2 separate regions of the Homo sapiens genome follow, and region 2 is linked to region 1. A link is a contact called in ENCODE Hi-C or POLR2A ChIA-PET data. All regions are on one chromosome and are shown on one strand. Each heading gives the region's core, a stretch centred on a gene start or an enhancer-like site at or near the end of the contact. The rest is flanking DNA. Distances are from core to core; before and after follow the strand shown. Region 1 holds the start of ITM2B (integral membrane protein 2B). Region 2 has its middle 96 kb from the start of CYSLTR2.

Region 1 (6,825 bases), core at 2,889-5,388:
ACCCTCAATTCAGATATTAATATCCTCATGGAGAACCAAAATGTAATGTAAAAGTTTCACTGGCCAATATCTGCAAACACGGAATTACATAACTAGGTAATAAGATGCACTTTGGTTAAAGAGAACCAAGCTCTCAATCCCTTGAGAGCATTATATCAACATTATAGTAAATGGCCAGCCATGCATTTTATGTCCCTTCTCCTCACTCCCCAAAAAACACACAAACAAAACCACCACCACAAACGAAAAGCTTAATTATCAAAACCTTCAGTCTTGATTGTGTGAATAGGGAAAACCAGAAAGGGTAAAGAACCAGGGTCTAAACAGCCATTTGTCATGGGTAACTCAAAACTTTTACTGGGTGAGTCGGCCTTCACTTTCTCTCTTGCACTCACCCTGCCACTATTTTCTCTCCTATATCAGCACTTTACTTTTCTCTCTCCTTTTAAAGAATATCTACAAAGTGGGGTAGAGAGAAAGCAACACTATTTGTCAGCAAAACAACTTGCAGGGATACATATGAAGCAAGCTTAAGCTATTCTGTGGCCTGATACTGGAAAAGGGGTTTCATAAGCAGGCATTGCAACAAAGAGGTGCTGACAACTTCACTGTTCACTGTGAGGTAAACAGAAGTGACAATGTGCTTTATTACATAATACCTCTACCCATCTCCTTTCTCTTTGACCCACTGCTACTTGATATGAGGGAAGAATGTAACATGTTAAACACCAAAAGGAAGAAAGGGAATAGTCTGGTTAGAGTGAGGAGGTAGTTGCTATTTTTCACAATTAAAACAATTTAATGTCTGCCAAATATAATTATGTAATCCTAGCATCTTCATAGATTTTTGAAACTGGAAGAATCCTTACAGGCCATCTGGTCCTACCCTCTCATCTTACAGACAGAAAACCTAAAAATTTAAGCCCAAGATCAAGTAGTTATGTAATGACAAAACTGGGACTTCTGATACAGTACATCAAGTATTTTGTTATCTGCAAATATAAAACAATTTCCCAAGGTTCAAAGTATTGCCACAAAAATATATGAATTGTTGCCTATAGCATAAAACATGTATATAATTTCAAATTCACTTCTGCTACCCAAAATACATCCCATCTTTGCTGTCTCTATAGCTCTAAGAGCTTTATGCCTACTAGGAGAGGAGGAAGGTGAAAACAATTAAGGGGAAAATGCAGGAAAAGAATAAACAGCAAGCTAGTTGAGATAAAACTATCAATAGAAATGGCTGTTAGGATTAATAGCTGCTGAAAAGATAAGACTGAAAAATGGGGTAATAGAACTGTTTCTGGAGAGTTCTCACCCTGCAGAAGAAAAAAATAGAAAGACAGGAGCAATGTAAAAGTACTGGAATGCATGTTATATAAGCCAGCTGATTAGAGTGATCAGAATTCTTGTGGCATAAGGTAACAGAATCTGCATTTTAAAACCAGAGCAGGTGGTCCCTAAGAGCACATTTTGGAAAACAATGGTCTGCGGGATATTGTGATCTGGGAGGGTTAAAGATAAGAAAAATTCTTGTTCAGGAGTTCTAGGCCATTAACTAGCTTGGTTTGATTCTTTCAACCAACCAGGCAAAGGAAATGCCCTCGGCAAAACACATTAAGGCTGATTCTGTTCCCAGTCCAGGCAGTCAGACAAGGTGGCTGCCACAGAGCCACCCGCAAGGAGCCAGAGAACATTATGTAATCACTGCCCAAGCTCTGAAATGAAGAGATCAGAACTTCTTTCACAAAAGTCTGTCATTAAGGTTTTCCTTTTCCCGTTAAGCGACTGACTGATTATAAGGATTCTACTTTTAATGTAGAGAAATATTTTGTCATCCCCTAAAGAAGTCTTTCAGCTTATAGCTGGAAAAAGAATTAGTCATTTTTTATCTACCAACTCATCCGTGACTGCTGGGTGGTTTACAAAGACGACTCTGGCCCTCACTCTTTAGTCCCAGTAGTATTTTTCTTTGGATATGGAGGATCTGAGAAAATAAAAAATGGAAAACAAAGCACGGAGCTACCAATGATTACTTATAGCTGCAATGACCACAAAATTTAAATATGGTGAACTCGTGAGCAATTTTGAGAATCTGGCAGAGTCACTATTTCAGAAATGACAAAAATTGTCAGAAGTCAGATTTAATGGTGCTCAGCAAATGTAATTCTGATGTTTGTCCAGAGTTTCAAATCTCCACTACAGCGGAACAGAGAAAAGCTGTCTGAAGTGACATCATCCAATGCTCGCTCACTCTCTCCTTTCTAAATGGGAGCAGTTATATTTGTTAATAGGATTTTTAAATGTATGTGTGTATATATATATATGTGATAGCATTAAGACTACATATATTTGAGACTGTTGTGACTGGATACTTGACTCTCAATCTATTTTAGGTACAACGAATGTTAGATAAACAAAGAGCTAACATAATAATTTGCTACTGCAATTTTCATCTGTGCATTCCAAACATTTTCTTTAAAGACCAAGATTGTTTGCAATGGCTTCAGGAAAACAATACCAATACGAAAACCAAAACCTTTAATCCTTTTAGGGAATCAGTTCACTGTTCCTATTTCAAGGCAAGGCAAGTCATTTAGAAATCAACCTCTGACGTGTCTGTTTTTATCAGAACATTTCCAGAAAGTAAGATTACCATTATATTCTGAAGATAGATTATATTCAGAATATAATAAATTATAATATGATGTCTAGATTACCATTATATTGTGAATTTTTTACAGTATATTAGTGGCCTGTTTTTCAGCAATAATTTTCATTCGTCCATATAAAAACTCCCATTATTCATACGTGGCACACCAATTTTTTTAAGTTAAAACTAAATTTACCCTACTGATAATAGGTCTTGAAAAATGCTAACAACAACAAAAAATAAGATAAGCAACATAACTTTACAGTTAATTTCTAATTTTTGCAGCCTAAAAAGGGTCTGGGTAAGAGGCTGTGGGCTTTTTTAACTTATGAGACAATTACACTCATATTTAAGTAAATATGATCGTAACCTACTAAAAGTCAACACAGTAACAGCCCCACTTCATGAATTTTCCTAGGATTAAAGGGAGATTTTGTAAAATAAAGGAGAATTTTATTAGGGACCCGGGGGCAAATTTCTCATGTTTAGTTTCACGCAGCAGGAGTCCTCACAAAGACGCTGATACAATTTAAATGCCAACAATTGGTTTTTCACTAACATCCACATAGTCATTACTGGCCTTTACTAGTAATGGTAAGAGACAGCCCAAACCTACTTCGGGCGGACTGTCCCTTCGTCCCCTCTCCAGGTGAAGTTCACCTGCCACTACCGAAGGGCCGTGGAAAAAGGAGGTAAAGAAACGCTTTTAAAATTAAGACGCTTACAGTTGCTGGACTTAGTCCAAGTGCTGTTCAAGCCTAGAAACGAAAGTGGGAAACAACAGAGGTTTAGGCTTGTAATGATGTCAGCCATTTTAGGTACATTATTTATACTGGGAAGGAAGTGCCAAACTCGGTTGTTGTTGTTGTGCCTGTCGCTGCCGGTCCCCAGATCGAACAAGCCAAGTCCTGGCTGCACGCACGCTCCCCGGACTGCACAAACGACCGGGAATTCGGCACAATTAGCCAATCGTTCCCTCTCCAGGCCTCCCAAGCCCCCGACCCCGCGTCAGGCACCGCTTCCAGCACACGCACTTCCTTACAAAGGAGCTGCGGACCCACAGGAAACGGGAGCGCCGGGCTCTCTCGGGGACTTGTCCCCGCGGCGCGAGCCCCGCGCCCGCCACCTCGGGGCGCACTGCCGCTGCAGTCCGCGCAGCCCTCCCCGGCCGGGCCCAGCACCCGCTTCCTCGACCTCCCCGGGCTCGGACCTTGCAGTCCACCGCGACGGCGTCGGGGGGGATGATGAGCGCCTCCTCGCCGCTCTTGGGCTCGTCCTTCTTGGCCTCCTTCTGGGCCAGAGCGGAGTTGAACGTCACCTTCACCATGGCGCGGCCTGGGGCGCCCTCGAAGGGCGGCGGCGGGCTCGGGGCGCGGGCTGCGGGCTCCCGGCTGCGATTGCAGCCTCTACGGCCGGGCTCCGGGAGCGGCTCCGGGCGGCTGAAGAGGTTCGGGAAGCTCCGCGGCGGCAGAGGCGGCTACTGCGGTAGGGATCTCGCAGCCTCCCAGCTCCCGCGCGAGGGCGGAGACTGCTCGCACATCCCCTGGGAGGCGGGGCGGGGGCGGGGGCGGGGCCAGCGGCCGGGGGTGGGGTGCTGCGCGGGACCCTGCCCTCGCCCCGCAGCTGGGCGCCGGATCCCGGCGCGCCTCGGAGAGGGATGGGTGTCCCTCTGGGCCGCCTGGAATTTCCAGTTCTGAATTCGCTCCCAACCAGGTTACCTCCAGGCCGAGTGCTGCAGGTTTGTAGCGAAATCGAGTGAACTTTCCTGAGTTCGCCGGGTACAAGGGACTAACCTTTGGCAGCACCAGACCGCCGCTTCCCTGTACCCTGTCCCCACCGCGAGCCTAAAGGCCATGGAATTTTTGTGCATCCACATCTTCATTTTCTCACTTATTAGGTAACCGACTCAGTGGAGCACAAACATGTTTAAAGCTCTCTGTCCTTGAGATCTGACTTTATCTTTCACGGACCTCACCCAAGGGCGTTTACCTGGCTCAGACCTGCCTGGTCTTCCTTCCCTCTCTCAGGAGGTCAGGGCCTGTTCTGCCTAGTCCCAGACCAATGTGGAGGAAGCTCTTGGCAGATTTGTATTTCAAACATCTCACACTCGTAAAACGAAATGTTCCACTCTTGTGCGTACTTGGAAAAAAACCACATGCACACTTGGCTGATTTGTGACTCAAAGTACTCGATGACGAGTCCCTTTATTTTTCTGCAAAATGAAAAAATAATTAAGGATAACGCAAAATTCTCATGTTTTGAAGACGTTTCATTTACAACTAATGCGAGGTAGAATACTGGCTCCCGTCGTTACTGCGTTCATTACTGTGTCAACAGACGGCCCCCTTGGACAAATGTGTTATCTTGTATCCTTCCACCCCATTCTGTCCTGGTTCATCCAGAGTTGTGGGTGTGCTCTAGAATGTTACAGCTGTGTCAGCTCTGCCTTGGGCCAACCCTGAAAAAAGTGGGTTCAGTCTGAGATCTTTGGGGATTTGGCCCTGCTCAAGGAGGGAGTTGGGTATTTCCATAGAATGTCAGATCATAAGTCCCAGGGAAACAGCCCAAGATCTCCAAATCCTTCTGTTCATGTATTTCAGAAGCATCCTGGGCTGAGATAGAAACCCAGGCCAGACTTTGAGTTTGCTTTGGGTATTCAGAAATTCCTGTCAAAATGAAATCTGCTCAACCAAGAGGAGGATGAGTTAGGTTCCAGTTCTGGTGAGTTTTAACAGTAGCTAACCATACTTGCAGCAACTTATTTAAACTCCTGGGTCGCCCTTGTGCAGGCATCGGCTCTGTGAGGTTGACTCTATGGACTGGACTTTCATAGTATCTAATGTTATCTAATTCCTCAAAGTCAACGACTGCTTCCAGCTCCCTAGTTTAATAGGTTCCCTGAGACATTACAGTTGAAGACTAAGTATTTCTGGAAGCAAGATCTGGAGGATTATAAATAATTATATGTACATCCTTCCTACTTCGTTCTGTGTTAAAATAAGATGGTAGAAAAATACTCAAGGCATTTTGCAGTAGATGATAGAGAAGAATCTGGCTGTCATTATACTCCGGGGGGAAAAAAGGAATTACAGAAGAAAATAAAACAAAATTCTTCGTGAACAACACTACTGAACAGACTAGGAAGCTGAGGCAAAGGATGAACAAATGAGGTTGACAAAACTAGAAATCCTCCCCGCCCCAGGATTTCTATTTTGAAAGACTCATGAATAAAAGACCATTCATTATTTTGTGTACTTGCAGTGAGCAACAGTTTAAAATCAGTTGGCAACCGGTCTGGGAATAATCTCCTGGTTTTTTTTCTCCATTTTATCTCATGTGTCTACAGAACTGTGTAGTGCACAACAGCAGGGATAATAAAGACGCTGGAGCAAGACCAAACATAGCAAATCCAGTCTTGTGATTTAGAAAAGGTTGCCCGTTGACCCTGAAAACTTAGGAGCCAGGGAGGAGGAGAGTCCATGACTCAACAAAAGAAAGTTAAAAACATAGTTATAAGTTACTATTAACTACCAAATGTAAAGGGAGTCTTAGAGGACCTTTGTTTTCCTTTTTGACGTTGAGTTTGAGAGAGCAAGATGAATCTGATTCCAGCTCTGCATATCACCAGCAACCATGTTTGTTTTTATGCTTACCAAAGGAGGGAGGAAAAAATGGAAGTGGGGAACTGAATTCTAAAATATTTTAATAGATTTGCATTATGTGCTTCAACAGGGATTTTTTTTTTCTTTTTAGGTTCTTTACATCTCTATTCTGTCTGTTCTTTCTCAAGGAAACAATTCCTTATTCAGAGAAATTTCTTGTGGTTTTACAGAATGATTGGAAAACTTTATTTTATTTTATTTTTCACAAGTATAGGGTCCTTGGTGAAACAACGTCACTGAATAAGCCCTTTGAAATGTGCTCCTGTTGCCTCTTCTCTTAACCCAATGTGTGAGTTTAGCTGGTCATCTTGTGGCTTTGTCTGAACTTTCATAAAAGAAGTGTTTCTTCTAGGTGAGAGCTTTGAAGGCTTTGACTGACCTCTTCAGAGACTTAAGCACTGTTTATTTTTCTTACCGACTTCCTATTTCAATATTATATATGCTTTTCAATTATTTTAATTTATTTTATATAAATTATTTTCATGTAATTTTAAAATAATTTATCAT
Region 2 (6,971 bases), core at 3,017-5,516, 520 kb before region 1:
TATATACATGTGTTCATTGTACCTTTCTGGCAACTTTTCTGTAAATTTGAAATGTTTCTCATAAAGAAGAGGCAAGAGCATGGAAAAATTAAAACTTTACCATTGTTACTGATGGTATAAATTGATACAACCATGTTAGAGAACAATTTGACAGCGTCTAGTACATTTCAAAGGTGTCTAATCCTGTAACCCACCAGGTCTACTCTTGAGACAGTTCTCAAAAGTGCACAAGTGGACATGTATAATTCTCTGTGGCATTGTTTCTACAGAGAAAAAATGGAGAATAACTAAATGTCTACCAACTACAAAATAGATAAAGAAAGCATTTACTACCATAAAGTGAATGAACTAGATCTATGTGTATCAATATTTTAAAATCTCAACAATAATACTGTTGAGTGAGGAAAAACAACGGAAGGATCAGTATAGTAGGATATCATCTCTATACTATTAAAATAGTTCAAAGCAATAACATATCTGTTTAGGAATGTATACATATGTAGTGAGTATTTTAAAATATTGGTGATGATAGGCTGGGTGCGGTGGCTCACACCTGTAATCCCAGCACTTAGGGAGGCCGAGGCAGGTGGATTACCTGAGGTCAGGAGTTCGAGACCAGCCTGGCAAACATGGTGAAACCCCATCTCTACTAAAAATACAAAAATTAGCCGGGCGTGGTGGCACACACTGTAGTCCCAGCTACTCGGGAGGCTGAAGCAGGAGAATTGCTTGAGCCCGGGAGACGGAGGTTGCAGTGAGCTCAGATCATGCCACTGCACTCCAGCCTGACTGACAGAGCAAGACTCTGTCTCAAAAAAAAAAAAAAAAAAATTGGGGATGGTAAACATCAAAATTCAATAGAGTGAAGAGAGAGAGAGAAATGTGATTGTGGGCCCCTCCCTACCCCCAACTGCAGGCATCAACTGTGCCTATGATTTACCCCTTTAAAAAAGAATCTGGGAACAATATAGCAAAATTTTCACATGTGACAAATCTGGGTGGAGAAGAACAGATTTTTGTGATATTATTCTCTCTGCTTCACTGTAAGCATAAAATATTGACAATATATATTTGAAATTTTTGGCAAGACAAGACCTGGAAATATGCATTTCACTTTAGTTTTACAGGAAGCATGCTCTAAAGTCAGGGGCTGCAGCTCTCAGCGGAGGCTGACTGCAGAAGGTATTTCTTGCAAAACAGCAAGAGCACTGCTGTGGTTTTGTGCCCAAGGAGGGCACTAAATTGACACTGTGAACATTGAGTTGACATGAAAATGCTACAGCTCTATAGTTTGAAAAATGTGTGCACCTGTATCTGCAAGGGACTTAAGACAGTGAATGCAAGCTCTAGCCTTGTAGCTGCACAGCTAAAGGAAAACAGCCCAAAAGTTCATTGTGAAAAAAAATAAAATGTGCTGTGGCCTGGTGTCCTCTTGGGAAGAACCCCTTGCTATTAGGTTGCTGCAAAAGTAATTGTGGGTTTTGCCATTAAAAGTAATGGCAAAACCACAATTAGAACCAGAGGAAGCACCAAGGCAGGGGCTGGAGGGACTGCTCCCCTGGTTCCTTGCTATAAACAGGGATCTTGAGTCAGGCACCCACAGGCTCTTGAGGAAACCCCACGGGTAATGTTTGAAGACTTCCTTTTATTTTCTATTTATTTATTTTTAAGAGACAGGGTCTCACTCTATTATCCAGGCTGGAGTGCAGTGCTGCAATCATGGCTCACTACAACCCCAAACTCCTGGGCTCAAGTGATCCTCCTGCCTTGGCCTCTCGAGCAACTAGAACTACAGGCCTGCCTAATTAAAAAAAAATTTCAGAGACCGTGTCTCGCTTTGTTGCCTAGGCTGGTCTCAAACTCCTGGCCTCAAGCGATCCTCCTGCCTCAGCCTCCCAAAGCACTGGGATCACGGGCAAGAGTCACCACGCCGGGCCAGGGCCGCAGACTTCCTTTTAATAGCCTCAGTAGTAGTGTGTCCCAGACTCTTGTCTAGCCTTGGAACATAGCTGCTCAGATTCTGACTCTAACTGGGAGTGCATAGAGCCTGCTCCTGCTTTTAAGCAGGAACTAATTTTATGGCCTAAGGTGTTGCACTGCGTAACCAGAGAGCAGACAGGGTATTTCAGAATCCATTCATTTGGTAAACATGAAATGGACCTCTCTTTCATTCCAGGCACTGGGCTGGACTGAGCAGCTAAAGGTGAACAAGAGTGAGTCCGGCCCTCAGGGAGCTCATAGTCTAGTGCTGAAGTCTGACAAATAGGTGAACAACAGTAAGAGAAGTGCTCCGTGCTGGCTTTTACAGAGTCCTCTGAGGGTGAAGAGAGCACATGGAACTCTGAGTGTGGCCGGTGTGGTTCTGCAAAGGAAGCAATGTCTGAGCTAAGTTTAAAAGGCATATCTGCCATGATAACACTGCCAAGAAGGCACGTGCCAGGCCTCAGAGTAAGAGAGAGTGTGGGGAACGCAGGGCCCTGCCCTTGAAAGAAGAAAGCTGGAGAAGAGAGATTCCCAAAGCTTTCAAGGCAAGGAGGACTGCATTTTATTAATAATAACCATGGGCTGAAGCCTGTTTAGGCTGGGAATTTCTATCTGTGGAGGCTTCTATCTTGGAATAGTGAAAGTCTTGGCTGGTACTCAGCCATGGAGGGCCCAGGGACGAATGCCTGTTTGATGGTGCTGTTTATCCTTTGGTCTCTTCTTGGTTCAGTGGAACCTCTCAGCTTCAGGAATGTTCAGCTCAACCCAGAAAGCTGCTTTTCTGCAGCTCTTTAGCTCACCAAGCGTCCAGTTGGGAGGAGTGAAGGCAAAAAGGAAGGAACATACCAGAGCACTCAGGAGTCCTGCCAAGCTCCTCGGATGTCCTTGTGATCGCTCCAATGTCAGACTGCTGAGGTCTGAATCCTGTCTCTGGATTCTAGCTATGTGCCTTTAGACAAATCATTTAATCTCTCTGAGCCTCAGTTTCCCTAGTTGTCAAGTGGGAATATTAATAATTCCTACCTCATGGGCTGATTTTAAGGACTAAATGAGATAAAGCCCGTAAGGTAGATAGCACAGTGCATATCAGGTACTTAATACATGTTAATTAACATTATTGTTATTAGTATGCCCATGTTTCTGATGCCTTTTTGAAAATCCATGTCCTTTCCATGCCTTTTCACTCTATCATCTGCATATTAGCACCAGATAGAGTCCATCAAGCTTTACTCTCTGCAGTTTGTATTATGAAAATAGGAGGTGTATTGAATGTTTCTTTTTTTATGCTCCCCTGTAGAGTCTGACACCGGTCTTACCCCCCGTGCAACCCACACAGGCAGTGATTGAGAAACCCGGTGGGGCAGTGAAGGCTTTTAAGCAGGAGAGACACACGACTAGATGAGGCTGCTCACAATATCACTTAATTATCTTGGGATCAAATTTATTACAAGCACCTAAAATGGTTTAGAAGCTTTTGTCTTCATTTGTCAACAGCCCTAATTCTTTTATTTCTGGGGAGATTACTCTTGGGCTTACTGGGTCTATTGTACTCCTCTGGGCATGGGGATGTGATATTTTACACGTTGTTGAATTAAGCCCTTGTCATTTCTGGGCTAACACTCCCCAGATGAGTCAGATGTTCGCTTCTCAGCGGTGTGGCCTCTGGTAGCGGCTCTGCCTTCAAAGGTCAGTTCGCTCTTTTCTCTGAGGGCCCCCGGCTCGGCTGCCACCTAATGGTGAGTTTTGTGATGAGTAAGAAATGACTCTTAAGAAACAGTTCGAATGCGCCCTTGGACATGAGACCCTCTGATGCTGTGAGTCATTCTGGATGACAGCGTGAGAGATATTACTCATCGTTGTGAAAGATGATTGTCTTAAGTGCTTCTGCTGGATGGGAATCTGCCTTTGAAAAACAATTCCATTTTATTTTCATCAAATCTAATAATTTTTTCTCTTCAAAATGGACTCTAGCAGAAGAACCTGGCATCGGGGGAGGAGAGGTGTATTGCTAATAGTCGCCCAGCCTTTGGAATGTGCTAAGGTCTATTTTAAGCACTTAGAATATCTCACTTAATCCTTATTTAAATCCTGAGGTAGGTAGTGCAATCATAACAAAATTAGTAAGTATTATCATTGTTGTGGTTGTTATTTTACGAATGAGAGAATTCAGCTTTGGGCTGGTCTAACAACACTTAGCTACTAAGTGGCAGAACTAGAATTGTAGCCCAGGCCTGTCTGACATCAGTAACTGTTCTTGAGCACACTGCTCCTGAATGATGCACGAGTCTGCACACCCGCTAGGTTCCAGCATGAGCTCATCCCACAAGGCATTTGTTGAGGCCCAGAATTGGGCACTGGTTATCAGCCATGACCTAGACACAGTCCCTTTCCTCCGGAGTGTACAGTCTAGTAGGAGAGAAAATAAAAGTAAACAAGCAATTGCAATAGAGCTTGATAAATCCTATAGTGAAGTGAACAGGAGGTGCTGAGGGACCACATATGTATAAATGGCCTACCCTGTAACCTTGAGGCAGGCAGACAGACTTCCCAAGGAAGGTCACCAAGGTAATTCCTATGGGATGAATGGGAATCAGGCAGGTCCAAGGAAGGAGGGGGTTAGAGCAGAGGGCAGGACATGTCCCACAGAACAAGCAGCAGGTGTGAGGGGCCAGAGGTCCCAGATGGGTGCTGAGTTCTGGGAAAACACTCTCATGACTGAATGGTGTCATGAAGGGACCATGGAGTTGACTCATTTGGCTGCTGACTTTTGCCCTCTATCCCTGGCAGGGCGCTGGCTATCCCATTTTGAAAAAAACACTGCTTTGCAGAGAAAAGGCTCTGAGAAGGAGGAGAGAAGACAGATTTTTTTTTTTATCATCCTTTCTGTGGCCTGAAACGGGCATATGACAGCTGTCCTGGGCCCTGGGGGGAAGCCTGGGTATGCAATCTGTTTTAGCTCCAGGCTCAGCCCTGCCTGGCCTGGTGAACTGGCCAGGGTGGCATGGTCAGGACATCGCAGCACCACATGTTAGATCCTGGTGCAATCTCAAAGCTAAAATTTCAGAGGATACATTGCATTTTCCTATTAAACATAACAGCAGAGAAGAAGGAAACCACTGTAATGGAACAGACTGAAGAGAAGGCTACCAGTTGTGTGCTTGCTAGTACCTTCCACAGGCGGTATGAAGGAATTAGGGGCTCTTCTCTAACCTCTATGACCTTGGGAGGGCCTCCTTTCCCTTTGCTTCTCTGAGACATTGCCCCTCTAATGGTCTTCAGTACAACTCTGTTAGTTGGGTGCTTAATGGGCAAAGCCATTTTACCAAAGGAGTAAACCATGAAGAAGGTAACTCACAGGGATGCAGCATATTTTTGTTAACTGGACTTGGCTTCATACCATGATTGGTCTATGGCCTGATCATTTTTGTTTCTTCTGTTCATTACCAGCCTAACAGGGTCACTTCACCTGGGCCCTTGGAGACACTTTGGACATTCTTGTTAGACTTTTCAGACCTAACCCTTTGGTTCAGGTTGAAATGATTGTTCCAGAGCTTCCTGAATCTCAGCCTGTTGTTTCTTCAGTATTCTGTTGTGCCTCTTAATCAAGTCTCCACTCCCAGGCTCTTTCTCTCCTCAGAAAAATTCTCCCTCAGTGATTGCATGCCTTTCTTTAGGTCTTTGTGACAAGTTAATACCACGGGAGTCTTCTAGTCTTGATGGCAGTGATGAGGACCATCTTGCAAGTCTAATACATGGGACATTGTTGTGGCACTTGCTATGGAAAGTGGAAGGACTTAGCACCAATTTTTCTATTCCCTGCCTGATGTGTAGCATTCTATTAAACCTCTTTCATAGTGTGGTAGTTACCACCTGTAATCCCAGCACCTTGGGAGGCCAAGGGGGGTGGATAACGAAGTCAGGAGTTCCAGACCAGCCTGACCAACATGATGAAACCCCATCTCTACTAAAAATACAAAAATTAGCTGGGCGTGGTGGCACGTGCCTGTAATCCCAGCTACTCAGGAGGCTGAGGAAGGAGAATTGCTTGAACCCGGGAGGCGGAGCTTGCAGTGAGAGGAGATTGCACCACTGCACTCCAGCCTGGCAACTGAGCTAGACTCCATCTCAAAAAAAAAAAAAAAAAATGTAAGAACCTGGACTCCAGTCCTACCATTGGCTAATCTGAATAATATTAGATAATTTATCTCACATCCTTGTGCCTCATTTTCTTCATGTATAAAACGGCATCATGATAATAATTAGTTCATGGGATTGTCCTCAGGGTTAATGGGTTGGCACCTGTACAGCACTGAGACCTGTGACTGGCCCAGAGCAAGTACTATCGAGCATTTGCTTTCTTTGGTCAGCAGCTGTTCTCTTTGCAGACCACTTCCTGTGGTCCCCCTAACCATGATCAAATCACCATTCATTTCTCCCATGTCTTATTTAGATAAGATTTGCTTCAGAAATGAATTGCCAAGACATTCACAATGTTCATTTGGGAAGTGGCATTTCTTCACAGTGACTTCCCCAAGACTTGAGAAAGCCCATATGGAGTAGGAAAGACTCTGGATACACCAGATCCCAGCTCATTCCTTTTACTCAACAAAATCACAGCTTTTTCCTACTGCCTCATTCCAAAAGCCCAGCTGTGGAATGTTCTGGCTGCTGTGCCCATTTCTTCCTCTAATATTAGTTCTGAATTCTCTCGAGTAGGCTCAAGTAATAGGTATAGTAAATTTATTTTCAATAACTTTCCATTAAAATTTGTAATGTATGCTTATGGAGATCAATGTTCTATTGCGTGCTATTTTATACTTTTTAGTCTTGGAGTCTGCTCCATCTATTTGAATGAGGTTTGGATAGATGTTTGCCTTGGTGTTTCTTAATATATTCCTTAAGCCTGAACAAAAGCCTGACATGACAATGCCCACTCATCATTTTCTTCTCTTCAGGAATTGTTTTGTGCAATAATAAAATGCTATTGC

The links. A loop is a pair of places that touch in the nucleus more often than their neighbours do. ChIA-PET counts read pairs that join two places held with the same protein, here RNA polymerase II (POLR2A). Pooled maps may share reads with other maps.
Region 2: a pooled map shows a loop between it and region 1 (4-fold over the local background). The contact joins the enhancer-like site here to the promoter of ITM2B in region 1. A Hi-C loop is called at or near these places in 2 of 37 single-sample maps with no recorded cell type and 4 of 50 pooled maps. POLR2A ChIA-PET finds 5 or more read pairs at or near these places in 1 of 52 experiments (BJ).

What each region holds. Positions count from the first base shown.
Region 1 is chr13:48,230,519-48,237,343 of GRCh38, reverse strand. It overlaps ITM2B (integral membrane protein 2B), which reads right to left and starts at 4,138. Exons shown (of 6, transcript NM_021999.5): 1 at 3,867-4,138. The coding sequence starts at 3,983. RefSeq lists enhancers at 1,238-1,825, 2,930-3,627 and silencers at 3,683-3,892, 3,903-4,262.
Region 2 is chr13:48,746,631-48,753,601 of GRCh38, reverse strand. No RefSeq gene overlaps it. Among named protein-coding and RNA genes, the nearest start is that of CYSLTR2, 96 kb to the right of the region's middle. RefSeq lists an enhancer at 3,029-4,228. Within about 2 kb of position 4,266, at least 18 of the 41 ENCODE cell types and tissues checked have a DNase peak (open chromatin) inside an H3K27ac peak, as active enhancers do.